2 separate regions of the Homo sapiens genome follow, and region 1 is linked to region 2. Evidence: read pairs that join two places in POLR2A ChIA-PET (ENCODE). Cell type or tissue: PC-9. All regions are shown on one strand. Each heading gives the region's core, and the rest is flanking DNA. Links, peaks and the distances in the headings are about the cores only. Region 1 has its middle 57 kb from the start of ATP12A. Region 2 holds the start of LOC105370117 (a long non-coding RNA gene).

The links. ChIA-PET counts read pairs that join two places held together with the same protein. Peaks named below come from ENCODE experiments on the same cell type or tissue, not always from the same donor. Only the 100,000 strongest peaks of a DNase experiment are listed, where the experiment ranks them.
Region 1: POLR2A ChIA-PET joins it to region 2 with 6 read pairs; 2 of 35 experiments call an interaction of 5 or more read pairs at or near these places.

The regions. Positions count from the first base shown.
Region 1 is chr13:24,615,749-24,630,822 of GRCh38, forward strand. No RefSeq gene overlaps it. Among named protein-coding and RNA genes, the nearest start is that of ATP12A, 57 kb to the right of the region's middle. RefSeq lists an enhancer at 11,874-12,712. In PC-9, for the core only: no CTCF peak of the experiment used is centred there; no DNase peak of the experiment used is centred there.
Region 2 is chr13:24,492,921-24,507,994 of GRCh38, forward strand. It overlaps PARP4 (poly(ADP-ribose) polymerase family member 4), which reads right to left. Exons shown (of 34, transcript NM_006437.4): 2 at 10,725-10,857; 3 at 8,713-8,914; 4 at 7,396-7,462; 5 at 6,381-6,456; 6 at 5,196-5,309; 7 at 1,653-1,802; 8 at 676-813. The coding sequence starts at 10,856. It overlaps LOC105370117 (a long non-coding RNA gene), which reads left to right and starts at 10,235. Exons shown (of 3, transcript XR_941756.2): 1 at 10,235-10,366. RefSeq lists a silencer at 10,491-10,785. In PC-9, for the core only: no CTCF peak of the experiment used is centred there; a DNase peak (open chromatin) is centred at 10,001; H3K4me3 peaks cover 326 bases; H3K27ac peaks cover 4,871 bases.

The DNA.
Region 1 (15,074 bases), core at 5,280-10,279, 120 kb after region 2:
GGGTCTCCAGGCAGCAATCTGTGCATTCACACTGCTGCTCTGTGGCCTCTGGGTTGACGCTGCTGACCCTGAGTGTCTAGAAGTCCCATCCCCACCACCAACAGATGCCAAAACACAGCCCAATATGTATCCATCTGTCCTCACTCACTGATGGACACACAGCGCAGGGTGGGCCAAGGCCCAGAAGGGAGGTGTGAGGGGAGGAGGCCCTGGTTCCCGGGGCAGCTTCTCATGCAGGGCTGGGGATGAGAGGCCTTGGGGCCCCCGGGACCCCTGGTAGTTATGCCTTTACTGGGGGCCTAGGCCTGTAGGTCTGTGGGGTCATTCTGGAAAGGGCCAACATGGGGCTTACTCGCTGGAGTAGGAGACACGCCCACCCAGGCCTGAGCCCAGGGCTGTCTCTCATGGTTCCCAAATCCACTATCTGCCCAGTCACACCTGGCAAACCCAGAGACCACTGTGCATGTCCCAGAAAGGGACCAAGGATGGGAAGCAGCTGGTCCAGGCTCCATAACTACTCACTGCCAAGCCCCCACTGGACCCCACGCCTCCTGGCTCATGGCTGGTGACATGACAGCAAGGCTTCCAGGTGCAAAGGCTCCCGGGGGAAGCTCGAGGGCTCCAAGACTGAGGCCCTTGCCCCAGGGGTACAGTGACCCTGAGAAGTTTAGAGCTGGAAGAGGGTTGTCGAGTCTCAAACTCCTTGTGCAGAACAGCCAGCATCTTGTTCAAATGCAGCCTTGATCCTGGGGGCCTGAGCATCTGCTCCACCAAGCCCAGGGGGTGCTCAGACTGTGGACCTCACTTTGATGCCCAGGTCATAGGCCTTGGTAAGAAAGGTGGATTTCATTTTAAGGTTAATGAATAGTGATTGGAGGGTTTCACCAAGAGAATAATTTGGTCTGGGGGTACACCAGTTTGGGGGAGCCGGGGGAAGGTCACAGATTCTGTTTGTTCCTGAGCTTGAGCCTCCTACTAGACACCCAAATCTGGTGAAAGGTGGGCAGCTGTATCAATGAACCCAGAGCTCAGGGTGATGTAGGAGGTAGACAGGAGAGAGCCTACAGGGAGCCCTTCGTCTCCGAATGTACCCAGTGCCAGCCTCGGGGACAGTGTCAGTCCACACAGCTGCCAGTTGCTCCCACTCCTTCTTAGTACAGATGTTCCTGGACTTACTTTCTTTTGGCTTTACAGTGGGCTTATTGTGATATTAAATGCATTTTTGAGCCTGTAATCCCAGCATTTTGGGAGACCGAGGCGGGCAGATCACCTGAGGTCAGGAGTTCAAGACCAGCCTGGCCAACAGGGTGAAACCACATCTCTACGAAAAATACAAAAATTAGCCAGGCGTGGTGGCGGGCACCTGTAATCCCAGCTACTTGGGAGGCTGAGGCAGGAGAATTCCTGGAACTCGGGAGGTGGAACTTGCAGTGAATCAAAATCGCACCACCGTACTCCAGCCTGGGCAACAGAGTGAGACTTCATCTCAAAAAAAAAAAAAAAAAAAAGAAAGAAAGAAAGAAAAGAAAACACATTTGAAGACATAGCAGCAGCCAACATATAAATACACTGGAGATAACTGAAAATTTAACTTTGGTTGTTAAGTTAATGTGTTCTTACTTAGACTTAAAAATAAATCTGTCCTCGTTAAGTTTAAAATATCCCGAGGCAGGAAATCAAGACATTTTTAAATTTCTGGCATTTTTAAATTTCTGGCAGTTGATCTATAGGAATCTGGATTTCTGTCAATCACGTACTGCCAAGTAACAAAGCGCCTCGGGATGCAGATGCACCTGCGTCTGGGAGGCTGCCTGGCTTCCATTTCACATGTTAGTATTTCCCAGAGGAGCCTGCTGCTCCCACTGACTCCTACATTATAGGTTAAAAGGTGGCTTATTGCCTGTTTCACACACTTCTAAAAGGATCATGCTGGCACTAATATTTCCCTACTGACAAGAACCTCTGGGAGCCTCTGTGCCTGAAGAGTAGGGGGCAGGGCCCTGCCTGCTCCTCACAGGGAAGCCCTGGCCTCCACATATCTGTGGGCCTATGACCCACCTTGTGTGGGCAGCGGCTCTGGGACAAATGCCTCAGCATTTCCGTGTTTGGGGCCCTCCCTACCCTGATCCTTCCTATTCTTCCCCAGCATGGAAGAATAGGACAGACAGCGGAATTCAGTAGAGCCTCGGGCCATTGCCCCACCGACATTCCTTCCTTCCAGTCTCTTGACACACACCGCATTTTAGTTCCCTGACAGTCAACCAGGACAGCAGCACCCACTTGCCAAGAACAGTGCAACCTCTGTGAACACCCTCCCCTATCACACACTGACAACCAAGGACGGCCCAGGCTCCATAAGGAAACCCTCCACCACCACACACCCAACACCAAGGATGGCCCAGCCCCCACAGGACACCCTTCACCACCACACACCCACCACCCAAGCCTCTAGAACTTCCCAAGCACATATGATGCAGGAGGAAGATGAGACAATAGATGCAAAGATGTCTCCACCATGGTTTTGATGATTGCTGGGCCTTCTCACCTAGGAAAGAGTCATACACTCATATCACTCCTGCAGAGGGCTTCAACCTGCCATAGAAAGGGACGTAATGGGACTGTGCTTTGAAGGACACTTATGCCCCAACCCGGACAGTGGTGAAATACACGAGGTGTTTCCATTACACACACAGGGAAGGCCAGGGCCTAATGAAAACTCCCCGCCAAGGAGAAGCTCTGTGGGGTCCCGGCTGCCTCTTTCATGACAAAGACAGCCTGAGAAGCACAGAGGGCTCACCACTGGCTCTGCCACTTCCTGGCTGAGGGGCCCTGACCAAGTCTTTGAAGTCTCTGCACCTCAGTTTCCGTGTTAGTACAACAAGCGTGATTCATGCACGTGCTTGGAGGGCTGCAGTTAGAATAAGAAATCCCACACAGGAAGCTCTGCTGTGTGGCTGGGATCCCGGAAGTAACAGGCTTGTTAGTTGATTATTTGCATTTTGAGGTAGTTCTGAGGTCACAGACAGTGAGGGATCCCACCCTTAATATGAAAGGTGTGGACAATACAGCCAGCAGCAGCAGCTGCAGAACGCCGCTGAGGTGACACCTGAGTCCTCTGTGAAGTCCCCTTTTCTCGCCAGGCGTGCGCAGAGGCCTGGGGGTGTCTGTAGTTTATCTGGGGCCTGAGGAAGCCTCATCCAGACACAGGCCTGGCCCCACACCCCAGCTCCACACATGTGAGCTGTTCCGCCAGAGAGCAGGAGGACTAGAACAAGGCCACCTCCGTTCTCCTGGGAGCTAAAAATGAAAAGAGGCACTGGGCAAAAGCACTTGTTTTTGTCGATAGCAACACTTGTGCACAATTTTGAATCAATAACAAACATGTTCACAGCCAAAAACATGCCGGAATGCATCAACCCTTCATTATCTATGTGTGGATTGCCTATTTTGTTAAGTAGCATGTGTTTTTAACTTTAAAATTATGTTCAAATTTTACTGTATAGTATTCTCTACCTAAACTTCTTTACACAGCATTAAAGTTTCATAACTTCAAAATGCCCACCATTCATATCTTAGTATGTTCTTTCGTTTCTCTTTAGCGACCAAAGGTAAATACTAAATCCCGTGGTCAGCATGAGCATATCTTGTGTTCTGATGTTCTGTTCTTCTTTTTTTTTTTTTTTCTTTACTTTTTGAGACAAAGTCTCACTCCGTTGCTCAGGCTGAAGTGAAGTTGCACAATCATAGCTTACTACAGCCTCTATCCCCTGCACTCAAGCAATCCTTCTGCCTCAGCTTCAGGAGTAACTGAGACTACAGGCAGGTGCCACCACACCTAGCTAACTGTTTTCTTTTTCTTCCTTTTTTTTTTTTTTTTTTTTTTGAGAAACGAGTTCTCGCAATGTTGCCTAGTTCTCGAGCTCCTGGCCTCCAGCAATCCCCCTGCCTTGGTCTCCCTAAGTTCTGGGATTACAGGCGTGAACCACCATACCCGGCCTGTTCTGTTTTGTTTTGTTTTTACATTTTTTCCTTATAATAACTTTCCCCATATCTAAACAGGAGAATATTAGTTTTTACTTGGACTTTTTAACTATATATTATTGGATTACAGGGAAATGTTTTTTTCTTGTCAGTTATTTCATTGTAATATTTTTTTATAGGCGGTGTTATTATGTTATAGGGTTTGAGTGAATTGTGGGTTTTGGTTATATTTTCAGGTTGCTTTCCAAAATTATCATGCCAGATGTGTCTAACCCTGGAGCCTAGATTGGGTTCCCCACCCCAAGGCCACACACAGCTGAGAGGGCCTCAGCCTCCCAAGTAGCTGGGACTACAGGCACCCACCACCATGCCTGGTTAATTTTTTATATTTTTTAGTAGAGATGGGGTTTCACCGTGTTAGCCAGAATGGTCTCCATCTCCTGACCGCATGATCCGCCCGCCTCAACCTCCCAAAGTGCTGGGATTACAGGCGTGGGCAACCATGCCCGGCCTATATATCTATATTCTTATACCCATTTACCGACCTCTCTTCATCTCCCTACTTTGCTACCCTTTCCCAGGCTCTAGTAACCACCAATCTACTCTCACCCTCTATGAGATGAACTTTTTAGTTCCCACAAATGAGTGAGAATGTGTGATATTTGTCTTTCTGTGCCTGGCTTGTTTCACCTGAGATAATGACCTCCAGTTCCATCCATGTGGCTGCAAATGACAGGATCTCTTTCTTTCTTCTGGCTGAATAGTTATTGCATTGCATATATGTACCAAATTCTCTTTATTAATTCATCCATTGATGAACACCGAGGTTGATTCCATGTCTTGCCTATTGCGAATAGTGCTGCAATGAACATGGGGATGCAGATATCTCAGGGAGAGAATTTTGATCATTCCAGGAAGCAGGCAGGAGGCAAATAATTGAAGGAATTTGGATCATAATCCAAAAGACACAAAAATCCCAAATGCCATAATCCAGAATTTTAAAATCTGGAAGGACCAAAATTCCTAAAGATCAAAACCCTTAACTTCTAAGTCCCTAAAGTCTAAAATCCCTAACATCTAAAATTCTAATCACGGGATAGCCGCACCACAGTGCCTTGTGCAGGCTGTGCAGGAGGCGTGTATGAGCGCCAAATTGACAAGGGGCGACCATTTTAGGCATCAATGTGACTGAATTAAGGAATATCTAGAAACCTGGTAAAGCATTATTTTGGGTGCATCTGTGACAGTGTTTCCAGAGGGGATTAGGGTGTGAGCATGAGTGGACTAGGTAGGAAAGATCCACTCTCAATGTTGGCGGGCACTATCCCGTCAGTTGGGGCCCAGAGAGAACAAATTCGGAAGGAGAATTGGTCTCACCCTGAGAGCTGGGAAAGGATTTTCTTCTATTGCCTGGGACACTGGAACTCCAGGCTTGCCAGCCTTTGGACTTCAAGACTCAAACACTAGCCACCCCTTGGGTCCTGAGGCTTTCAGCCTGAGCCAGGCTACCAGCACCCCAGGTTGACTCTGTATTGCATATGTACACAAAAACTTTGAAACTTCCTCAACAAATGAAGAGATTTTGTTTTTGTACATCTGCATTTGGGAAAAGGTGAAATTTCTCAAGATCTCAGCTCTTTGGGGGACTGCAGTGGTGACCTATTATATTTTTAATTGATTTCATCATAAAATTTCTCAAGATTTCAACTCTGTGCAGGACTGTGGCAGTGACCTATTGTGGTTCTTGATTAAACTCATCAAGGCTTAGATTGTCCGTCACAGTTGTTTGTTTGTTGTTTTTTGAGACAGAGTTGCGCTCTTGTCGCACAGGCTGGAGTGCAATGGTGTGATCTCGGCTCACTGCAACCTTCACCTTCTGGGTTCAAGCAATTCTCCTGCCTCAGCCTCCCGAGTTGCTGGGATTATGGGTGCCCACCACCAGACCCGGCTGATTTTTTGTATTTTTAGTAGAGATGGGATTTCATCATGTTGGCCAGGCTGGTCAACTCCTGACCTCAGGTTATCCACCCGCCTCGGCCTCCAAAAGTGCTGGGATTACAGGCATGAGCCACCGTTCCTGGCCTGTCACAGTATTTCACTTACAAACCTGGGTGCACACAGTTAGCAACCATAGTGATAAATGTTTGTAAATTTCCCTTTTTGACGTTTTTTTTTTTTTTTTTTTTGAGATGCAGTCTCGCTCTGTCCCCCAGGCTGGAGTGCAGTGGCACGATCTTGGCTCACTGGAAGCTCCGCCTCCTGGGTTCACGCCATTCTCCTGCCTCAGCCTCCCGAGTAGCTGGGACTACAGGGGCCCGCCACGACGCCCAGCCAATTTTTTGTATTTTTTAGTAGAGACGGGGTTTCACCATGTTAGCCAGGATGGACTCGATCTCCTGACCTCGTGATCCACCTGCCTCGGCCTTCCAAAGTGCACGGATTACAGGCGCGAGCCACTGCGCCCGGCCTGACCTATTTCTTTATGAACACAGTTCATCTGTTAACAACTGTTACACCTGTAAGACTGTCATTACTATGCCTGATACTCGCAAAAATATGCATATTATTGCCTATTTTATTGTGTAAAGTGGCCTATGACATGTTCTGTCATGTCTTTATATGATTCTCAGATAAATTCCCTTTTAAAAAATGTAAATAAGCTGGGTGAAGTGGCATGTGCTTGTGGTCCTGTGTCTGGAATTGGTGGGTTCTTGGTCTCACTGACTTTAAGAATTAAGCCACACACCCTCACAGTGAGTGTTAGAGTTCTTAAAGGCAGTGCATCTGAAGTTGTTCATTCCTTCCGGTGGGTTTGTGTTCTCGCTGGCCACAGAAGTGAAGCTGCAGACCTTCGAGGTGAATGTTACAGCTCATAAAGGTGGCCCACCCGGAGTTGTTCATTCCTCCCATCCGGAGTTGTTCTCATCCCTCCTGGTGGGTTCGTGGTCTCACTGGCCTCAGGAGTGAAACAGCAGACCTTCACAGGGAGTGTTACAGCTCATAAAGGTGGCACCAACCCCAAAAGTGAGCAGCAGCATGATTTACTGTGAAAGAACAAAGCTTCCACAGTGTGGATAGGAGACCCCAGTGGGTTGCCACTGCTGCCTCGGGGCAGCCTGCTTTTATTCCCTTATCTGACCCCACCCACATCCTGCTGATTGGTCCATTTTACAGAGAGCTGATTGGTCCATTTTACAGAGAGCTGATTGGTCCGTTTTACAGAGAGATGATTGGTCCATTTACAATCCTTTAGCTAGATACAAAACTTCTCCAAGTCCCCACTAGATTAGCTAGACACAGAGCACTGATTGGTGTGTTTACAAACCTTGAGCTGGACACAGGGTGCTGATTGGTGTGTTTACAAACCTTGAGCTAGACACAGAGTGCTGATTGGTGCATTTACAATCCTCCAGCTAGACATAAAAGTTCTCCAAGTCCCCACCCGACTCAGGAGCACAGCTGGTTTTGCCTAGTGGATCTGTAGCCAGGGCCGCAGCATGCTCTGGCCTTGGAGTCTGCTCTGGCCATGCTTGAGGAGCCCTTCAACTCACTGCTGCACTGTGGGATCCCCTCTCTGGCCTGGCCTAGGCTGGAGCTGGCTCCCTCTGCTTGCGGGGAGATGTGGAGGGAGAGGCGCGGGCGGGAACCGGGGCTGCATGTGGCACTCTGGGGCCATTGTGAGTACCGGGTGGGCACGGGCTCAACGCGCCCACACTCAGAGCGGCCTGCTGGCGCAGCCGACGCCAGGCAGTGATGGGCTTAGCACCCGGGCCAGCAGCTGTGGAGGGGGCACCTGGTCCCCCAGCACTGCTGGCCCGCCCATGTCATGCTCAAATTCTTGCTGGGCTTCAGCTGCCTCCCCGTGGGGCAGGGCTCAGGACCTGCAGCCCACCATGCCTGAGGCCCCCACACCCCCTCCCCTGTGGTGGGCTCCTGCGCAGCATGGGATGGCCCCAGCACAGGATCCATTAGGCGAAGCCAGCTGGGCTCCTGAGTCAGGTAGGGACTTGCAGAACTTTTATGTCTAGCTGGAGGATTGTATATGCACCAATCAGCACTCTGTGTCTAGCTCCAGGTTCGTGGATGCACCAATCAGCATCTGTATCTAGCTAATCTGGTGGGGACTTGGAAAACTTTTATGTCTAGCTAAAGGATTGTAAATACACCAGTCAGCACTCTGTGTCTAGCTAAAGGTTTGTAAACGTACAAATCAGTGCTCTGTGTCTAGCTAATCTGGTGGGGACTTGGAGAACTTTTATGTCTGGCTAGAGGATTGTAAATGCACCAATCAGCATTCTGTGTCTAGCTCAAGGTTTGTAAATGCACCAATCAGCACCCTGTCAAAATGGACCAATCAGCTCTCTGTAAAATGGACCAATCAGCAGGATGTAGGTGGGGTCAGATAAGGGAATAAAAGCAGGCTGCCTGAGCCAGCAGTGGCAACCCACTCGGGTCCTCTTCCACAGTGTGGAAGGTTTGTTATTTTGCTCTTTGCAATAAATGTTGCTGCTGCTCACTCTTTGCATCTGCACTGCCTTTATGAGCTGTAAACACTCACTGCGAAGGTCTGCAGCTTCACTCCTGAGGCCAGCAAGACCATGAACCCACCGGGAGGAATGAACAACTCCAGATGCGCTGCCTTAAGAGCTATAACACTTACCGTGAAAGTCTGTGTCTTCACTCCTGAGCTAGCGAGACCACGAACCCACCAGAATGGAAGGAACTCTGAACACGTCCGAACATCAGAAGGAACAAACTCTGGTCACACCGTCTTTAAGAACTATAACACTCACCGCGAGGGTCGGCGGCTTCATTCTTGAAGTCAGTGAGACCAAGAACCCACCAATTCCGGACACACAGTGGCCTCTGGGGGGATTCCACCAGGGTTCAGGCCCTGGACTGGGGCTGGATGAATAGATCCCATCAGGTCCCACCCTGGGGGCCAGCATCCAGAGAGAGAATCATTAACCAACCACACCAAGGAGGGTGAATTTGCCACTGTGATCAGGGCTGTGAAAGAAAAAGGAACATGGGGTCTGAAATCGGGGCAGTGGGGCAGTGGGGAGGGCTGGCTGCCATCTCCCAAGGAAGGGCGTTGAGCCGAGCTCCCACAGCTGAGCAGCTGAACGGGTGGAGGGAAGCCCTGCGTTGGGGGCAGAGCACCAGGCCTGGCCCAGCCAGGGAGTGGCAAGTAAGTCCTTGGGGAAGGAGTGGGGTCCAGGTTGGACCAGGTCAGGTCAGTGAGCGGGACCTCAGGGGGCCTGAGAGTGAGGAAGGCTGGAGAGGCTGAGGAGCCTGGAAGCTGTTCAGCCCAGGAGGGGTGACGGGGGTGGGGAGGCTCTCCAGAGCCACAGGAAGCGGGGAAGAGAGCTTGTGTTTGGTGGGGAGAACAGACAGGATCAGATCCAAGCTTCTGAAAAGATCCCTCTGGCTTCACATAAACAAAGATTGCACAGGCTTTCCACATCTCACTTGGTTCTTTCCTTCTTAAATGAACCAGCTTGTGTGAGAGAAGATGACAGCATATTTAATTTCCTAGCACTTACCACCAACAGCCAAATAATTTATTTTCTATCTTCTTCCTCTAGAAAATAAGTTCCAAGATTTATGTAAGCTTTGTTCACTGTTATATCTCCAGCACCTAGGACAAAGTCTGAGATTTGTTAAATGAACTTATAGGAAGCCATTGGTTTGGGCTGAGCTCCTGCAATAGACCCAACAGAGCAAACCAAAATGGAGTTACTCCTGCCAAACTTTCATGACACCAAACTGAAACTAAGTTGTTTATTTGACCTTCCAAGAGATCAGGAGAGAGAGATAATAGCCAAATCCCCAAACAGGTCGGTTTTAACAAGCAGGAAGAAGTCCCCTCTTCTTTAACCTTTACGAGAAAAACTACTTTCTAATAACCAACCCGCCTTCTGCTTCCTGTTTCTGTTTTCCTCAGCCTTTTTCTGTTTAAAAAGTCAACCCCCTCTGCTGGCCTTATCAAAACACTCCTATTTTATGGAATGGAGTGTTGCTCAATTCTAGAATCACAAATAAAGGCCAATTAGGATCTTTAAACTGCATTTGTTGTAATTTTTGTCTTTTGACAAATGTAATAAGCACTCAATAAACATGTGAAAAGAGGGAGAGCAAGAGATAGAGAAAGAGAGAGGGAGCGAGGAAGAGAGAGAGGCCTCATGGAGGAAGGAGGGTGACTTCTCTGCACCTTCAGAGGCAGGTGCCCCCACAGTGCCAGTGCAAGCACTGAGCAGATTTTGTGGGGTACGTGTTGGTGTAGCAAGAAAGACAAGGCCTGTATCCAAAGAGCTGGGTTTGAGAATGAGTGTTGCCACTTACTAGAATGAAACCTTTGTCAAGTTACTGAACATCTGAACTTCCAACTCCTCAAATGTAAAATGGGTGTGACAACACCCACCTCACCGGGTTATTGCAGAGGCTGAACGTGTAGCTGTGATTAAGAAGGGCTGTGTACACTGCAGAGAACTATGCAAATACTGGTAGTCTCTACTTTGTGGGCCCTCCCAGGAGTCAGAAAAAGACAGGACCAGGTGGCTTTTTGGGCGTCCATTGCAACATCAGGGAGAGGAGTGAAGCCACAAGGATGACATGGTCTATGGCACGTCCGGCTGCTACTGCTGCTGCCCATGACACACTCCTGGAGCCCAGGCAGAGTCTGTGTTTGTCATCTGAATTTCCCAGCTAGTTTAGAGTTTATGACATCAGAAAAGACAGCAAAATTCCAGAAAAAACTTGGGTCAAGTGCACTGCAGACAAATGGATTTCAAATTTGGTTTCTCCTTGCCCTTAGAATACATTTATTTAAAAAAACCTTTCTAGCAAAAGATATTACTACAGAGGAGAGAAACCTTTCTTCCACAGCGCCCTTGCACATTTGATCTGGTTTGCCCAGTGCGGGGTGGGGACAGGAAACTGACACCCTAGCAGGTTAATGTCTTCCAGGAAGTCCATTACAGATTCTGAATTTAAACCTGGGTCTACTAATGATTGTTCTCCAATCACTTAGCTGCCACTTGTGAGTTTCCACTATGGAAACCAGTGATTTTTCACAGAAAATTAGTGAAGCAAATGGAATGATTTTTAAAAGCATAGGGTTTGAAGTCGGAAGGCTGGAGTCCAGAGCCCTGCTTCTGACACCTACTGGCCTGTCATTTTCACCTCCTAACATCTGAGGAGCCCAGGTTCTCCTTAGCAAAGTGGGGATGATAATTCCTAGGGCACCGGGCTGTTGAAGATTTAACTGGGATAATGGAAACTCACAGGCCATAAAACGCCCAGCCAGTGATGAGTACTCACTACACTTTGGCCGCAGCTGGTTTTGATTTTAAATAAGTAACCTGCAAGTCTGTATCCATCGCTAGGCACTCCGGGGAAAAGGGGTGCGTACAAAGGAGGGATGAACCCCCAGCTGTGGCTGCAATGGAGCCAGCATCCCATCAGAAAAGGGGAGCCCTGACCCTCCTCCCCTTCCCCTGGGACTGTTCTCAGGCAACGTGGGCTCCAGCCTGCAGGTGCCCGGCTCCACCGCCAGACGGCGCCGTGGCAAGGGACACCGCACAGGGCGCTGGGCTCCTGGAAGAGGGGAGGAGGCCGGCAAAGGTTTCAGAGGCAAAGTTGTCGGTTACAGGCCAGCCGCGGGAGCAGGGCGCGGAGCAGGGAATAAGCAGGAGCACTCTGTGTCAGCCTGGTTCTCTAAAGAGCGGGTAGTTCAAGGAAAGACACCGAATCAGGCATCCAACAACTGGGGAGCAGGACGGCGCCAGCCAAAAGAAGTTCTAGTTGGCCCAAGCCCGGGAGGCCTCACCCTTGCAGGTGGAGCTGGACCGGCTTCAAAAATGTGAGGTCCAGAGGTTGGGTAGATCATGGTGGTGCAGACACCCCACTAGGGCAGGATCGATTCCCTGTGGGGGAGCAAAGGGACATGAGAGATAAGCTCGGCCCAGGAGTAGGGGCCACATTACCCTTGGTATTAAGCAAAAGGCAAAAGAGGGTGTCCGTGGTGTAGCAAGGAGTCCCCAGGAGTTCCCAGCAAGGCAGGGACTGATGAAAACAGCGTTTGAGGAAAACAGGCCGAAGCCTGAACCAATAGCCTTTAGGCTGCCAGACTGGTTTAGGGGAGAGAAGCAAAACAGATTTCCTTTTAGCAAAGCGCACGTCCTCACTGGCTACACTGTTAGCTCTCTGGGAGCTGATGCCATGCGCATAGTAGGTGTGTGGCAGAGACAGCTAGACATAGCCACCGAAGAGCCTGCTCGCCCGTAGAATGCAGGGCTATTGCAGGAAAGCATCTGCCCGGAGGCTCTGCTTCCCCATTTCCTCACACATTGAGCTAGCCAGAACCATGTGAGTGAGTCTGCACCAGCAACAGCAGGCACCATGACTGCCCCGTGGCTCTCTCCTAAAAGATAGCTCCCACTCTCTCTCCCTCCTCCTTCCCCAGGCTGGGTGTTGACACACAGGGCGAGGCCACATGGCAGAGCCTCCCCTGGGCCCTATTCCGGAACAGCTGTGAGGAAACCCCTCCTCTCCCACTCTACTGCGCCTCCCCTGGACCTCACATGAGAAAGCAACTTCCATTGTGTTGAGCCACTGACATTAAGGACATTAGCAAATATAGTAACCAGTTTTACCTGCCATAATGCAAGGTTTTGCTATACATCTGTTGAATTGATGTGAATTTAACTGAACTCCTTAGGCCTGGGAGTTTTATACGATTTTAGGTTTAGCTGGAGGAAGAGGCTGGAGCGCCAGTCCTGCGTGTCAGGCCTCCGGGCCCAAGTTAAGCCATCATATCCCCTGTGACCTGCATGTATACATCCAGATGGCTTGAGGCAACTGAAGATCCACAAAAGAAGTGAAAATAGCCTTAACTGATGATGTTCCACCATTGTGATTTGTTTCTGCCCCACCCTAACAATCAATGTACTTTGTAATCTCCCCCACCCTTAAGAAGGTTCTTTGTAGTTCTCCTCACCCTTGAGAATGTACTTTGTGAGATCCACCCGCTGCCCACAAAACATTGCTCCTAACTCCACTGCCTATCCCAAAACCTATAAGAACTAATGATAATCCCACCACCCTTGGCTGACTCTCTTTTCGGACTCAGCCTGCGTACACCCAGGTGAAATACAGCCTTGTTGCTCACACAAAGCCTGTTTGGTGGTCTCTTCACACGGACGTGCATGACACTAAGAACTCTTCAGTCTCTGCATTTCCATAAAGTGTGAACTTGGAAGGTTCCAGGGTCCCCACTGCTGCCATGGGGATTGCCAAGACTGGGTGGTTTGGGCCTCTTCAAACAATTTCTTGTAATTTTCTTTTTTTTCTTTTCTTTTTTTTTTTTGAGACTGAGTTTAGCTCTTGCTGCCCAGGCTGGAGTGCAGTGGCGCGATCTCTGCTAACTGCAACCTCTGCCCCCTGGGTTCAAACGATTCTCCTGCCTCAGCCTCCCAAGTAGCTGGGATTACAGGTGCCTGCCACCACACCTGGCTAATTTTTTCTATTTTTAGTAGAGACAGGGTTTCACCATGTTGGCTAGTCTGGTCTCAAACTCCTGACCTTAGGTGATCCACCTTCCTAGGCCTCCCAAAGTGCTGGAATTACAGGAGTGAGCCACCATGCCCGGCCCCATAATTTTCTTAAAGTCTAGTATCTAAGACTTCAAAACAAGATTTAAGCCAGTAAAATCAAGGGGGCAAGGTTTTGAATTGCCAGTGGTGCTTTAAAGCATTTACAGGCCAAGGGCATCCTTCTGGACCTGACATTCTTCTAGAGACAATGAGTCATCCATAGAGCTCTGACCCTGAATTAAGCATTAAAAGTGATTGTTGAGCAGGACAGTCCTGCACAGCCAAAAGTTTCCTGTAAAGTCACAGAAAGTAGCAGGAAAGATGTTTTTATCCCTGTCCAGAAAAAAGAGCTAAGGTTTCACAGCGCTGGAGGTCCCCAAAATGGTCCAAATTAATAAACAGTCAGAAACAATCTCCAAACCTTTTGAGAGAAAATCATCCAAGGTCATTCTTTTTAAGCTGACCTTCCTACCCTGCCTTCTTCTCTGCAGCTTCTTAACAAAAACTCAGCACAGTAGGGCATTCCTGTGGGGGCCACCGAAGGTAAGTCATTCTTACTCTAGTTCTCCGGGGGGAAAGAAAAGCATTCTAGACATAAGGAGTGGACAGATAGTAATCCTAGAATAAAGAAGGGTTTATAAATACCAAGAATTCAAAGCAAATTAGTTATCAGGCCTAATGAAGATCAGGAACGCTGATGAACAGCTCCCAGCTGGGGCAAATTAGGTTTTAATAAATATAAGGTCCCTATGTCATCTTTCCATCTGCTCCTTTTCCTGAGACTTTCAGGAGAGGCATGTGAGGTGATGAGACATGGAAGATGGGCCCTCAGAGATCTGTATTCCCTTAAGTCCCGGAGCATCATAGAAGCTTGGGTCTCAAAGCAAATCTGATTAACTCCCCCAGCTTAATAGAGGAAGAAGCCAAGCCCCAAGGGAGGAACTGACTTCCTGAGCCCCTACAGTTTGTTAGTGAGAGATGGAAGAGAGCCTGGAGCACAGATCTCCTGAGTGGGCTCTGCCTGAGCAGCACGCGGTGAATAGGAACCCACACGCAGGAGATGATGGACAGAGCTTCACACCAATCACCCCCATGTGTCGATGTCTCCTCCTCCTCCTTGGGCAAACCCCTTAGTTTCTCCGACCTCAGCTTTCCATTTATAAAAATGGGCACAGTAGTGCCTCTGGTGCAGAGAAGCTGGGGGTAAGAGGGGGCTTTCAGCACAGCGCAGGTGCACAGGGCTGTTAGAAGTAGAGAGGAAATGCTGAATGGGTGGCTGATGGACAAAGCAAGAGAAACTGACCGACCGAAAGACCTTGCCCACTGTTTATACGCCTTCGATCAATGTCCAAGTGAGTTTGTCCTGGCTTTATGTGAACAGTTTTGTCCACTGTCCAAGTGAAACTTGAGCCACTTGAGGAGGAAGAACTGCTTTACCTCTCATTATACTGTATTTTCCCCTCCTATTGAAATGGAAATGTCAAGTTCAAAATTCTT
Region 2 (15,074 bases), core at 7,846-12,845:
GAAATTTAGAAAGCTGTCAGAATCAGACCAGGGATAAAAACCTCCTGAATGTGTTTCTAATTACACAAGTACTTCATGGGCTTTATCCCAGTTAGCCATTTTCTCCTTGAGATAAATTAGTTTAATTCCACAGAGGAAAATTGACCATATTATTTCAATACAACAATGCAGTTGCACAAGTTGTACCATTGGGGTATCTTCTTTTGTCTGCTCTTTTCATTGCAATTATGCTTAATCAAGAAGGGAAGAACATTTTCTGGTGGTCTGGAGGCATGCCTGCCTTTCCTAAGACAGAAGGTGCAAGACTGTGGAGTCACTAGGAAATGGACTGCGGTTAAGGCATCTGACTGGGGACCAAGACCACCCATAACCCTCCAGCTTCCTGCAAGCCTCTTGGCACAGAGGATCAGGCCTCCTAATTGGCCAGCACCAGAAGCCTGCCTTCGATCAGCTCTTGAGGCTGACATTTTACAGACAGGGATGTCTAGTTTTCTCAGAAGCTTTTCTCCTTAGTGCTGTTAGTGGTCTCTTTCTTCAGTACCGGTACAAGGAAAGAACATTTAGGAATGAATTCCAGAGCAGTCAGGCCAGCATGCAAACACACGTGTTATTGCTGAAGCCAATCAACCAGGAGGCAGATTTTTCACATTCTGTTTCAGCGACACACCAACTTACATCGTTGAGGCTAATCCTGTTCACTGGCTTGAGAAGCATGTGTTCCAGGTGGCCCAGGGCCTCTGCCCAAATCATCTCTACTAAATCGCTCACCTCTTGGCTCAGAGTGCTTGAATTCATGACTTCCTCCAAAAGCAACTACAATAATAAAATAGAAATGCCACCAAAAAGTCATCATGTGTGAGTTTGTGTAAAACTTACATGGGCCAACGAACAGAGGTGTGAGGAGAAATAATTGATTAGAGCCCAGGAGAGTCATCCCCAGCCAGGTAACTAAATCCTTTCTCTACTAGATCCTCCCTCTGTCTTCCTCCATTCTCTCTTCTCTGATTCCCTCCTACCCGCTTTTCTTCCTGTTCTATTTTTTTCCTTCACCCTGTAAGCTCTAGGCCTGTCAGTAGTAGTCAACACACGAAGTCAGGATTAAGGACCCTTGACTCATGGCCTAGGTTGTAAAGACATCTCCCAAAAGCTGGGAGGGTCTGCTGCTGAAATAAGCAATACATCTCCTGTCTTGTTCTAAAACACATTCCCCACTCAACTTCCATGCCTTTCTATGAGTTCAGATTTCCTTTTCTGAACTCCTCCTCTTCCCTCCTGACATTTATTTATTTACTTGAGACAGGGTCTTGCTGTATTGCCCAGGTTGGGGTGCAGTGGCATGATCATAGCTCACTGTAACCTCGAACTGCTGAATTCAAGTGGTCCTCCTGCCTCAGCCTCATGAGTAGCTAAGACTACAGGTACACCACCATTCCTGGGTAATGTTTTTCAGTTTACGTAGAAATGGGTCTCTCTATGTTGCCAAGGCTGGTCTTGAACTCCTGGCCTCAAGTGATCCTCCTGCCTTGGCCTCCCAAACTGCTGGGATACAGGCATGAGCCACGAAGCCTGGCCCAGTCTTTTATTTGTAATAGAGAAAACATTTCTATTAAAAATATTCAATCAACAACAAAAAAATTATAAATCAATCTCACTGCTTGCAATTGTTCAGATGCTAATTGGGTTGCTTCAGGTGTGAAATGTTCTCTTAGTAGAAATCCTTGTTTCTTCAGTTCTTCAATGTAATTTTCAAAGTATTCACTTGCATCTTCAGAGGTTTTCTTTATAGCAAACTGTCTTCTAGTCTGTGAATTATGGTGTATAGCAAAAGTACAGTCATTATTTACATATCTAGCTTTATTGAACATAAATAAAGCAGTAGGTCCTTGACATGAAGAAGCTTAGAAATTAGTTTTTTTCAAAGAATTACTTAAATTTTAAATTCTTTTTCTTTTCTTTTTCTTTTTTTTTTGAGACAGGGTCTTGCTCTGTCGCCCAGACTGGAGTGCAGTAGCACAATCTCAACTCACTGCAACCTCCACCTCCTGGGTTCAAGCGATTCTTCTGCCTCAGCCTCCTGAGTAGCTGGGACCACAGGCATGTGCCACCACACCTGGCTAATTTTTTTTGTATTTTTTTGGTAGAGATGGGGTTTCAACCATGTTGGCTTGAATAACTCTTGACCTCAAGAAATCCACCCACCTCGGCCTCCCAAAGGGCTAGGATTACAGGCGTAAGCCACCATGCCTGGCCAGAATTACCAAAATTTTAAACTCTTAATAGCCTAAAACCTGGAGGTAGAGGGGAAAAAGCTTGAGAATGCACAGCAGACAGAAAAGATCATTTGTTTCACTGGAGAGTTACTCAAAGCTTCCTTCCAAGTCTACAGACTCCTTACAAACCAGTCTAACTAGCTTGTAAATCTGGTTTTCCAGCTTTTTGGAAATGAGAAAAAAAAAATCTGGAGGGGAAGGGGAAGAAAAGAAAAATACTTCAGAAAGGAAGAACTGTTAGAGACGGGCACACAGCGAAAATGAAATCACAGCCAGTAGACAGGCAGGAAAGTTATTAGGTCATGCACATGTTAAAGGCTCCAGCTCCTCCCTCATCCCAAACTGCCTGTGGAGGCGGCACTTTCTGCTCTTCTGGGCAACTCCTGCCTCTGTAGTAGGCAGTGATCCTAACATTAACCCCAGGAAAATCTGGAAGAACCTGCCCCAGCTCAAAGCCATGGTGTCCTTGTAGGTGTTGGTTGAGCCCCTGGCTTGGGGGTGTGGACCCCTGGGAAGCCACACTACTCAGGATACCCATAAGCCGCCCTCCCAGATAGGGGGGCCGCAGGATGCCTCTGAAACTTGGAAAATAGGAGTGCCTGTTGAAGTCACTCCATTTAAGACGGTAGAGTTTAACATAATTTTGGAAGATTCCCATCAAAATGGTTTTATTAAGCAGAAGGGCAGGCTGGAAAATCCTCTTCAGCAGAACGGTGGACTGAGGCTCACTGCTATCAAGGTGGACAGGCTTCTCTGCTCAGCAAACCAGGCTCACCCAGGGGTGCTCTACACAGACTCGGGCTCGCTAAGGGAGGAAGGCACCCTGAGGGATGTCCTGGCCTACACGATGCTACGGTTTTCTTTCTCAATGAAGAAAACAACGACACATTCTATCATCTCTACAGACTCGGGCTTGCTAAGGGAGGAAGGCACCCTGAGGGATGTCCTGGCCTAAACGATGCTATGGTTTTCTTTCTCAATGAAGAAAACAATAACACATTCTATCATGTTTTTCACCTTCATTTTTACTTACTTCTTACCCAAACAACTATATCCTCCACAAAATCCAGTATGCATTTCAGGGTACAAGGGTAACAAAACCCTTTCTCCTTCTTGGACACATTTGACCATGGATTAGCTTTCTAGCTCTGTTCCCATGGAAATCTGATAAAGATGGCATGTCAGCTGTAATAGTAGGCAAAATTGCTTATGTAATTGTGGCCTCTCATTGATAAATTGCATTGATACTGGGGGCTCAATGGTGGGAAACCCAAGCTTTGGGCTTGTCAGAGAGCAGTGACTCATATAATTGGGTATGTCCCTTGAGGGCATCTGGAACCCGAGACAATGCTACAAGAGCTATGGGCTCTTGTGGGGTAGGGCTTCCAAGCCAAGTGGATCTCACATCCACCTGACGTGAGTCTCTTTCTCTTGTACCTGAGCTGACACTCAGAGTGGGAACAAAGGGAAAAGCTCCTGGAGCCTGTGTGGGCCTCTGTGAGGGCCACTCTCACGGAGAAGTGACTGTTTCCTGGCCCAAGACAGAGCTGTAGGCAGGACGCAGTGGCTCATGCCTGTAATCCCAGCACTTTGGGAGGCCAAGGCAAGCAGATCATGAGGTCAGGAGTTCGAGACCAGCCTGGCCAACATGGTGAAACCCCGTCTCTACTAAAAATACAAAAATTAGCCAGGCGTGGCAGCGCATGCCTGTAATCCCAGCTACTCAGGAGGCTGAGGCACAAGAATCGCTTGAACCTGGGAGGCAGAGGTTGCAGTGAGCCGAGATCGCACCACTGCACTCCAGCATGGGCAACAGAGTGAGACTCTGTCTCGGGGAAAAAGAAGAAAAAAAAAGATAGATCTGTAACTCTGAATGTCTACTTGAGAAGGCATCCTGGTGGGTGTTGCAGCATTTTATTTGAACTTCAGGCATTAATTCTAAATTTATTTTTGTTTCATGATTGTTTTAGATTGGAACTGTGCTCTTGACCTGATACTGACCTAGGGCAAAGGTATGGCCTCTGCAAAGCCTCCTTTGTTGTTCCCAGGGCTCTGTGACCTTGAGCCCTCAATACCCCATATATATATTCAGGATTGGAAATGTCACAGTGGATTGTAATGATGAGTGTTATTTCTTTCTAGACAGTGATCTCTGACGCCAGGGTGTGAAGCTATTTTTATCTTTGAGTGTCAGCCCTAGTCGATTGCTTGGTACACAGCAGGTGCTTAATGAAGTATATCAGTGGAATGCTTTCAGAGGTGTAAATATTAGGAAAATATCCCAAAAGTGATGTGGAACAAGGGCAGAAATGCTATACACCCTGCACCCAGTAAACATTCCCTTCTAGCGGGACCCTGTGCTGATCTACTCAGGGGGTGAGGTCCTCACCTCCCACACTCCAAAAGAGAACACATTTCCCCTTTGCAAAATTATTTACCAGGTGTTATGGCTGAACTGTACCCCTACAAAATGCATATGCTGAAGTCCTAACTCCCAGGACCTCAACAACGGGATTGTGTTTGGAGACAGAGCCTTTCAAGAGGTAATTGATTAATTAAGTGAGATCATAAGGGTGGGCCCTGATCCAATATGACTGCTATCCTCATGTGTAGAGATGAGGACACAGATGCCCACAGGTGGAAGACCATGTGAGGACACAGCAAGAAGGCAGCTGTCTGTAAGCCAAAGAGAGAGGCCTCACTTCAGAAGAAATCAACCCTGCTGTACTTTGACCTTGGACTTCCAGCTTTTTGCACTGTGAGAAATAAATGTTGTTTAAGCTCCCTAGCCTGTTGCATTTATTAATAGCAGCCTGAGCTAAGACAACAGGTAAGAAGAAAAAGGTTGGGAGGTCGGCTGATTCATTGAAATGAGTTATGAACAGAGGTCAGTAAACACATAGGAATCAATATAAACAGCATTACCTCCATGCCATCATCCAGGAGGAAGTGTGAGGATATCAGGAAAGGACAGTCCCTGGAGTCCCGCGAACACTGAAGCTCCACCACCACAGCTTCCTGGCCTCCCTCCATTCCCACCTGGAAAACAGGATGTGCTTTCAGAAGCTGCACTCGGGAAACATCAAACTACATGTGCCATTTGAAAATGTTGATTATAATTATAAAATATGTTCATTTAGAGATATAATTTAGAAAATATAGAAAAGTATCAAGAAGAAAATTAAAATCTCCTAAAATCCCGAGAGCAATACGATCACTATTAATATTTTGGTATGTTTCCCTCCTGTATTTTTACCATCCCATAAATAGATCTGTGTGTTTATACCATACCACTTTTCATGTTTTCCTTATCAAAGAGGGAAATGTTATTTTCAAGTTACATTTTATTAACATATCTCAAAATACAAATGGAACATCACTTTGAAGGCTAGTGTCGATTTATATCTATATATATATTTTAGAGACAGGTCTTGCCACATTGCCCAGGGTGGCCTCAAACTCCTGAGCTCAAGAGATCCACCTGCCTTAGCCCCCTAAGTAGCTGGGACTATAGGCAAGTGATGCCACATCAGACACTAGTGTTGATTTTCATTTGTGGGGAAAAAAAAAAAGGATTTTGTTTTTCTTTCTAATGCAAAAGGAATGGAAACGCAACATAGTGTAAATACTTAGTGTCAAACCTTCCTTTTCCAAATACAAGAAACTGTTAGTAACAGGGAAGAGCACTTTTATGTTTAATGCCATATTGATATTTTATACTGTTTAAAATTTTTGCTATGAGCATGCATTACTTTTATAATATAAACACTAAAAATTTAAACTTTAAATTCTAAACATAAACATTTTCTTGACTGTTAAAAATCAGGTCTGGGTGCAGTGGCTCATGCTTGTAATCCCAGCACTTTGGGAGGCTAAGGAGGGAGGATGGCTTGAGCCCAGGAGTTCGAGACCAGCAAAATAGTGAGATTCTGTCTCCACAAAAATAAATATATAAATAAAATTAACTCATATTTTAAGGACTATATGATATTCAGGATATGCATAATTTTTCAAAACAATGAGAAAATGACCGAATAGGAAAAACACCCAGAAGACATTCAAACAGGTGTGTTTTTTTTTTTTTTTGCTAACTAGAAATCAGATTCTTACTTTCTCCAAGGTGTTATATTTTGCAACTTCAAAATCTTGAGGAAGATGAGGAATTTCAACATTCTGCATACCAAACCTGAAATTTGTAGTGTATAATTAAAATTTTAACATTAAATGGATTTTAGGCTAAACAGAATTTCATAAATTTTTTCTTGTACATCTTTACAAAATACATGATAGATTCCTTACAAAACACATGGTAAGTCCACATGGTAAGTCCCTAAGGCCTCCTTAGCTCTTCCAGAAATTGTTAAAAGATCATTGGAAATGAGCTGGATGCCTCCTCTGCATAATCTCCAGCTCAGATACCCAGCACTGTAGCGTCTGCACTGGAAGATGGTCTCCACGCGGCAGAGGCAGAAAGAAGTGGGCCGCACACTCTGGGGATGGGCTACTTGTGTTTGCTTTGGATCTGACTCTTAGAAGCTATGTCACTCCTCTCCAGACCACAGTCCATTCCTCTCTAAAATAAAGGAGTCAGACTTCTCATAATCTGTACTTTTCATTTTGGATTTTCTTCTCTTTAAACACTATTATTAACAAATACAACAAGATTGAATGTGATGCCTAATTAACCCGATGTTTTGGGTATGCTTTAAGAAACCATATAGAACTTTAGACTCCCATACTCCATTTGAGGAAGGCTGTTGTTATTTCCATTTTTGAAAACATCAGGCAAAAGTAACAAACTGTCTTTACTCTAAAGGCTGCTCAGGAAAATAATAGGATGAAAATAGGTTTTTTTTTAAAAGAATTAAAAAAAAAACCCACTGGTTTTCTTTTTAAAAATCAATTCAATAATTGCACCCAATCTCATTTAATACTGAGAATTTAAAATAATGATCACTATACTAGTTGAAGAAAAAGACTCAAATAAAAAATCACTTGAGTTAGATATGCAAAATAAATTAAAATAAGAAAAAGTCTACAAATAGAATTTTAATACTGTGCTTGAGGTTTACACAAGATTTTACAAACTCTGTAGAGTCCCAGGAATCAGAAAGAAGTAAATTACTCAGTGAGTTCCACAGTGTCTTCCTCCTCTGTGGCACTGTCCGGGCATAGACCTTCTGTTTTCACTTCTAGAATTAAAAGCAAACAGCACACTTGTTTACTGCCCAAAGACTTACTATAATTAGTTAACCTAAGTGCTGGAATTGTTAAGATTCATAAATATATCCTTAAATTAGTTATAATTTTGGTGATCAAAGGATAACCCAGTGGGAAAAGAGGAAGGTATAACCTTATAAAATAGGGAGAACATACTCTAATTCTATTTTAATAAGCATATCAGGAGGATTCTCATCTGTTATTATTTGAAACTCATTGATAGCCATACAATTTTCAATTGGCACTTTCTTCTTGAAGAGTACAAAGTGCACAGGATCAGAATGAGTTCCTGAGAGTCGGCACATCACGAGCGAAGGAGCTGGAGATGTTCTAGCTTAGAGGAGGGAAAGTCAAGGGCTCTGCATGAGCTTTTGCTTCATACTTTCTGTACAGAGAAACAGTAACACTATCTAGAGCATTGTGATATACAGGAATAACTCAATGTGAGGACTTCTTTCCAGTTTTAATTATACTGTCAAGATTCCAAGGATCATCAGTGTATTTGTAGTAATTTGGAATCTGAATAAATTATGCTGGCTGTCATACAGTATGTTTTCAATGTGAAATGAGTCTACTATTTTATTTCTGTTGTAACTATCATTTGCTGGGACATGTGCTGGGACTGCAGCAGCATTTCTGGACTATTGTCTAAGGAGGCTCCACCCTGCCAAGTCAGTACGGTATCTAACACATACCGTGTGCTTACTGTGAGTTAGTATTTATCAGAACTGTGTGATTTTTGATATGACTCAGGAAGAGTGCATTTTTCATGTCCAAAGGCTTTCTTCTTGGCCAGTTTCCAAAATAAAATCTTGGCTTATAAAGAAAATATGTTTCTTTTGGGGAGACAATCTTTTGTTTGGAAAGAATTTCTTCAGCAAAATGCTGGTCATCAAATTTCCAGTCATTAGGTTGTAGTAATCACTGTTTAACACAAAGGCTTTCCCCTCCCCCTAGTTAAAAGCACAATCAGGTTTTCTGAGATGATCAGTGTTTTGTGGCCATTTTGAGTCTGACCCTACTAGGCTAGATATCAAGAAATCTGTTTCTAGTGCTAAAGTAGTCTTTTGTCCTTTGTTATTTTTCTGTCCATTTTCTGAGGTAATAAGTCTAATTTTTTTTTAGTATTTCTGGACAATTCTCTGCCTATGGTATCTTTGACAAACCCAAGCGTGTACTATGGCACCTATGATACGTTAAATGCTTGCTATGAAATACCTACCAGAACTGCTCGCCTTCTGATCAGGAGGTGGTGTGATGTCCAGGGGCTTATAAGGATCATAATTCTTTACATCCAAGAGTCTCTTTTCCCTGATAGATTTCCATATAAAATCTGGGTTTGCAATATGAACGTGGTTCTTTTGGATAGAATTCAGTTGGTACTGACTCAGAACATCAGCATTATCTAAGATTATATGTGTGCACTAAGGAAAAAAAGAGTCAATCCATTATGCATCAAGAAAAACAACATTTAAATAAGATATTTGTATCTGTAATTTTCACCCTTAGAAAGTATTAAGGTAGTTTGTGATAATCTTTCTCAAATTTCGAAAAACCTCTATAAATATCACAGTTTCTAGTTACATAAACATTTTAAAAATCAACTGTTTTTAAAGGATATGGCTACGAATGCACCATAATTGATTAACCCTAGAGGTTATTTCTAAATTTTCATTATTGTAAACAACGCTGTGATGACTATCCTCATGTACACATCCTTGTGCACTTGTTCAATTATTTTCTTAGTAGTGGAAAGGGAGGTTCAAAGGTTATTATTTATTTTGATTTGTAATTTTAGAAAATCTTGTTTTTTTTGTAGAGATAGGGTCTTGCTATGTTGACCAGGCTGGTCTTGAACTCTCAGCCTCAAGTGATTCTCCCATCTCAGCTGAGTTTACAGGCATGAGCCAACATGCCCGCTTATAATTTTATTTATTTTTTAATAAATAGTAAATTCACATTGTAGAATATCTAAAAAATAAAATAATGACGACGTATTAACTTCATCCCCACTGTTGTCCCCAGTTCCTCTCTGCAGAGGCACCTGCTGTCACTTGCTCCTCGCGAATCCTGCTAGAGCTACACTATGCGTAGATACATGGCAGCGTGCTCCTCAGCCTCTTCCGTGCTGGCTTTTCCACTGAAATTATCTTGGTGATTGTTCCTCAACATTACATATACAGCTGCCTCATTATCTACAGTAGCTGGGATGCACATTTCACATGTTTATGTACATTGACTTCCACAAAGTTGCACTCACAGTATGTGACTTTCTAAAAAGGAGAGACCATGTTGGCAGTTCACACAGAAGACAAACTGAGAAGGGAGAGCAGGCACGAATTACTCATCTGTCCAGAGATGGTGAGACAGCTCAGTGTGGGAAGCTGTATAAGGGAAGTATATACAATTCTACCTGAATTGGAAGTAAACAGGGACATTGCATTTCTGGTATTCAGCTGGAGTTGAACACGCTTCACAGAACAGATGAGGCTCACAATGGCCAAGCCCCAGGGCTGAGGTCCAGGGAGGGGCAGGGTGAGTCAGCTCATCAATTCGTCAACAGAGGGAACAGCAGAGGACAGGGGCAGGCCAGCCTGGCACCTAGAGCCTTTGGATTTCTATTTTTACAGTGAGGTGGTTTAAAAAAGAGGAGGTTAAACTGAATTATTTCTAAGATTTCATCCAGCTGTAAAATCCTATTATTCTGAACTGCCAGGCTTACAAGTTCAAGAGGCAGAAGGTAAATTCCTGCAGCCTTTAAATGAACAAAACAAACAGCACAAGCTACACTGCGAAGATGAGTCTGCACTGCATGTATTTCTTTCTACACCCAGGAACCTGGCTTACCAGTATATCACCCCAGCGTTGACATACTGGTGAGTGACGACAGTGCGCTTTTTGCAAATCCTGTGCACTATGACTTTTCTCCTTCAAGAATAGATATGGCTGGTCTGAAATTCTATTTTCATATTTGGCTGTGCTCTAGTAATATCCTGCTTCACAGGACATGTAGGATTGTCCTGCAGTTCAGGGAACAGGGAGGGGACAGGGCTGGGCCACCTCTGCCTCTAGGAGCCCAGCCTCCCAATGGGCCATGTCAGTCTCTCCTGATGAACTTCGAGTAGCTCACTCACTCTCTCCTGCTGCTAATCTCTGCTTCCTCTTCTAACCATGACCCTGTTCCCTGAATGCGCAATGTTTTATCACACTGTAGTTTATGACACTTGGAAATACCTGAGGATTTAACGAAAAGGAAAACTTTCCGCCATTTTCCTTAATGTCAGTTTGTAGCTTTTTCTTCTGCTGCTGAGGTAAGTACTTCACTTTCAAACAGAAGATACAATTTGCAAAGATTCCCATCACCATCCTGTAGGAAAAAAAGTTTTTAAGGACCCTCTCTTAAGTCAATATGACAGTGAATTTAGAATTATTATACAAGCAAACTGTGGGAAAATTGGGCATTATCTTAAGAAAGATATTGCAATCATGTTATCAATAGAACATTGCAAAAATTGAATAATATCCTAGCTTGCAATATGTGTGTTGGTTTAAGAATCGTTTCTAGCTTTTATGGTTGATATTACACCACCAAAAATCCCTTTGTACAGGCTCATGATATACATCTTAATAAAAACATGACAGATTTAAGTTACAGATCAAGTGTGTGACTCCAGAACATGGAACCATTTATTTCTAAATTAGAAATTAACATTATTTGATAGTGAAACCATGGGTTTCTTTAATATATAATTCTATGCATTCAAAAAGACTCTTTATGTGGACTTCTATTAGGCCATTCTGGGGAAAAACTGAACAGCTGATAATAAAAATATACAACTATGTTTAAATGGAATATGTATGTGTGTGTATACACATATATATTCTGCATTTAGGTTCTTTTTTTTTTTTTTTTTTTTTTTGGAGACGGAATCTCACTCTGTCACCCAAGCTGGAGTGCAGTGGTGCGATCTCAGCTCACTGCAACCTCCGCCTCCCTGGTTCAAGCGATTCCCCTGCCTCAGCCTCCCGAGTAGCTGGGACTACATGCGCGCACCACCACACGTGGCTACTTTTTATATTTTTAGTAGAGACAAAGGTTTCACCATGTTGACCAGGCTGGGCTCAAACCCAGCCTCCCAAAGTGCTGTGATTACAGGTGTGAGCCACCACACCCAGCCTGGGTTAATTTAATTAATTTACTGTACAACACATTCTCAATTTTGCATCGAAATGTGTATTTAACAATAAATTAATACATGGTGAAAAATTGTGTTTAATTTCCATTTTGTAAAATTTTTTTTTTGAGACAATCTTGCTCTGTCACCCACGCTGGAGTGCACTATTGCAATTTTGGCTTACTGCAACCTCCACCTCCTGGATTCAATTGATTCTCCTGCCTCGGTCTCCCAAGTAGCTGAGATTACAGGCGCCCACCATGACACCTGGCTAACTTTTGTATTTTTAGTAGAGTCGGGGGTTTTACCATGTTGGCCAGGCTGGTCTTGAACTCCTGACCTCAAGTGATCTGCCCACCTTGGCCTCCCAAAATTGTGGGATTACAGGCATGAGCCACCGCACCTGGCACACCCCCGCTTTTTTTTTTTTTTTTTTGAGTCAGGGTCTCACTCTGTCACCCAGGCTGGAGTGCAGTAGCAGATCTCAGCTCACTGTAATCTCTGCCCACTGCAATCTCTGCCTTCCGGGAAGAGAAGGTGAGGGTTAAAGAAAGACACACACACACACACAGAGGAGAAAGAAAGAGAGAGGAGACAGAGCTAGAGAGCGCGAGCTTGACAGCAAATGCGGCTTTATGTGCAGCACAAAACCTACAGAAGTAGGGGACCAGCCTAATGCCACAGCCCACTGCTAAGTCTTACAGGCTAAGGGTACTTATAGGTATGGGCGGGAGGGGTCTGGGCAGCATGGCTTGTTGCCCTGCAAGATATCGATAAGATGTTCCCATGATTTGTATTGATTTGTACAATAAGGGTTCTGGCCCTTATTCAGGTGGATGTCATCATGGTGTTCCTTGGACGTTTGCCCAAGAAGTCATGAGAGGGAAGTTTCTTCAGATAAGCCTCTGTTGGCCTTGCGGTCAAGTGGTTAGGAAGGATGTTTCTCACCGCCTAAACCCCCCAGAAATGTTTCACTTTGCCCAAAGTCTGCAAAATAGCGGGCAGCTTACAAAATGTTGCAGTTTGTGCTAACGCTGGGTTCAAGCAATTCTCCTGCCTCAGCCTCCCGAGTAGCTGGGATTACAGGCCCGCGCCACCACGCCCGGCTAATATTTTTCATTTTTAGTAAAGACAGGGTTTCGCTATGTTGCCCAGACTGGTATTTGTCAATTTTTAAAAACAAGGAGTCACGTCTAACAGGCTCCCCGCAAAGTAAGCTGCCATTTGGCGACAGCAGTTTCCAAGTCCTGTATTAGTTTGAGGATCGCGGTTCCGGGTCCTGTGTTAGCTTGGGCAGGCAGGTCAGGTTCTCTGCCGCGGCCCACGCGTCTTGGGACTAAGCTGAGTTGCTGAAAGCCCACCGCCCTGCACCGCGATTGGGCTCCGCCATTTCCCCTTTGCCTGCCCTTTCACCTCCCACTCCTACAGGCCAGAGGCCCCACCCTACCTAGTGCTGTGTCTGGAATTTGTGGGTTCTTGGTCTCACTGACTTCAAAAACGAAGCTGCCTGGACCCTCGTGGTGAGTGCTACAGTTCTTAAAGGCGGCGCGTCCGAAGTTTGTTCCTTCCTTGGTCTCACTGACATCAAGTATGAAGCCGCAGACCCTCGCAGTGAGCGTTACAGTTCTTTAAGGCGGCGCATCCAGAGTTTGTCCGGAGTTGTTTACTCCTACCGGTGGGTTCGTGGTGTCGCTGGCTTCAGGAGTGAAGCTGCAGACCTCCGCGATTTAAAGGCAGTGCGGACCCAAACAGTGAGCAGCAACAAAATTTACTGCAAGGAGTGAAAAACAAAGCTTCCACAGCGTGGAAGAGGACCCCAGCAGGTTGCCACTGCTAGCTCGGGCAGCCTGCTTTTATTCCCTTATGTGGCCCCACCCACATCCTGCTGATTGGTTCATTTTATAGAGCGCTGATTGGACTGCTTTGACAGGGTGCTGATTGGTGTTTACAATCCCTGAGCTAGACACAAGTTCTCCAGGTCCCCACTAGATTAGCTAGACACAGAGCACTGATTGGTGCATTTACAAACCTTGAGCTAGACACAGGGTGTTGATTGGTGTGTTTACAAACCTTGAGCTAGACACAGAGTGCTGACTGGTGTATTGACAATCCCTTAGCTAGACATAAAGTTCTCCAAGTCCCCACTAGACTCAGGAGCCCAGCTGGCTTCACCCAGTGGATCCCATGCCAGGGCCGCAGGTGGAGCTGCCTGCCAGTCCCATGCCTTGCACCCGCACTCCTCAGCCCTTGGGTGGTCGATGGGACCGGGCGCCGGCCGCGCTCCTGCGGGACGCTCGTGCTGCGCAGGAGCCAACTGAGGCGGGAGAGCTCAGACATGGCGGGCTGCAGGTCCCGAGCCCTGCCCCGCGGGGAGGCAGCTAAGGCTCCACGAGAAATCTAGCACAGCGCTGGTGGGCCGGCACTGCTGGGGTACCCGGCACACCCTCCGCTGCTGCTGGCCCGGACGCTAAGCCCCTCACTGTCCGGGGCCGGCGGGGCCAGCGGGCTGCTCAGAGTGCGGGGACCGCCCAGCCCACGCCCAACCGGAACTTGCGCTGGCCCGCAAGCGCCGCGCACAGCCCCGGTTCCGTCCTGCGCCTGCAAGCTGAAGGAGCCGGCTCCGGCCTCGCCAGCTCAGAAAGGGGCTCCCACAGTGCAGCGGCGGGCTGAAGGGCTCCTCAAGCGTAGCCAGAGTGGGCGCCGAGAGCCAGCGAGGGCTGCAAGGGCTGCCAGCACGCTGTCACCTTTCAGTACCTTTGCCCTGTGTGTGTTGGATGGTGGTACCCATTCCCTGGGCTCTCAATTGAGGACACAGTGCCACTGCCTCCCTGACACCTCACCTCTGGGTCTCCTTGGCACCACAGAGGTGCGACGTCCCCAGCCTAGGCCTCCCTCTCCCCCTTGGCTGGAGACAACCACTGGGTGCTATTCTTGACTCCCTGCACCCCCATCTCCTTCTGCCAGCTGTATCTCTTCCATCACAGCCCCTGATATAGCCCCAATGTATAGAACTTGTCCCTCCTGCTGCCACCCTGGCCCATGCCCTCGCATCCTGACTGGCTCCCACTCCTGTTGCGCCTGTGTTCAATCTCTTCTCCACACTGCAGCTTCAGGAAACTTGTTGTTTTTAAATTACATTTCAAATAAAATACAAATTGCTTATCATGGTTCAAGGCCAACAGCTATCTCATTCCCTCCTGGCCACACTGGCTTTTTCTAAAGGAGGAAGAAACCCACAGCTTGGTCCTCCAAGTCTTGACACATGCTGTTATATATTATAGTTCTTATCTCTGGGACCCCCAGCCCTTCCTCACCCCATGCTGTATCCCCCATCCAGGACACAATGAATGAACACATTAGGGATTCATATTTTTTAATCTTTCTTTTGAGGTCCGGTTAAACTGAAGTC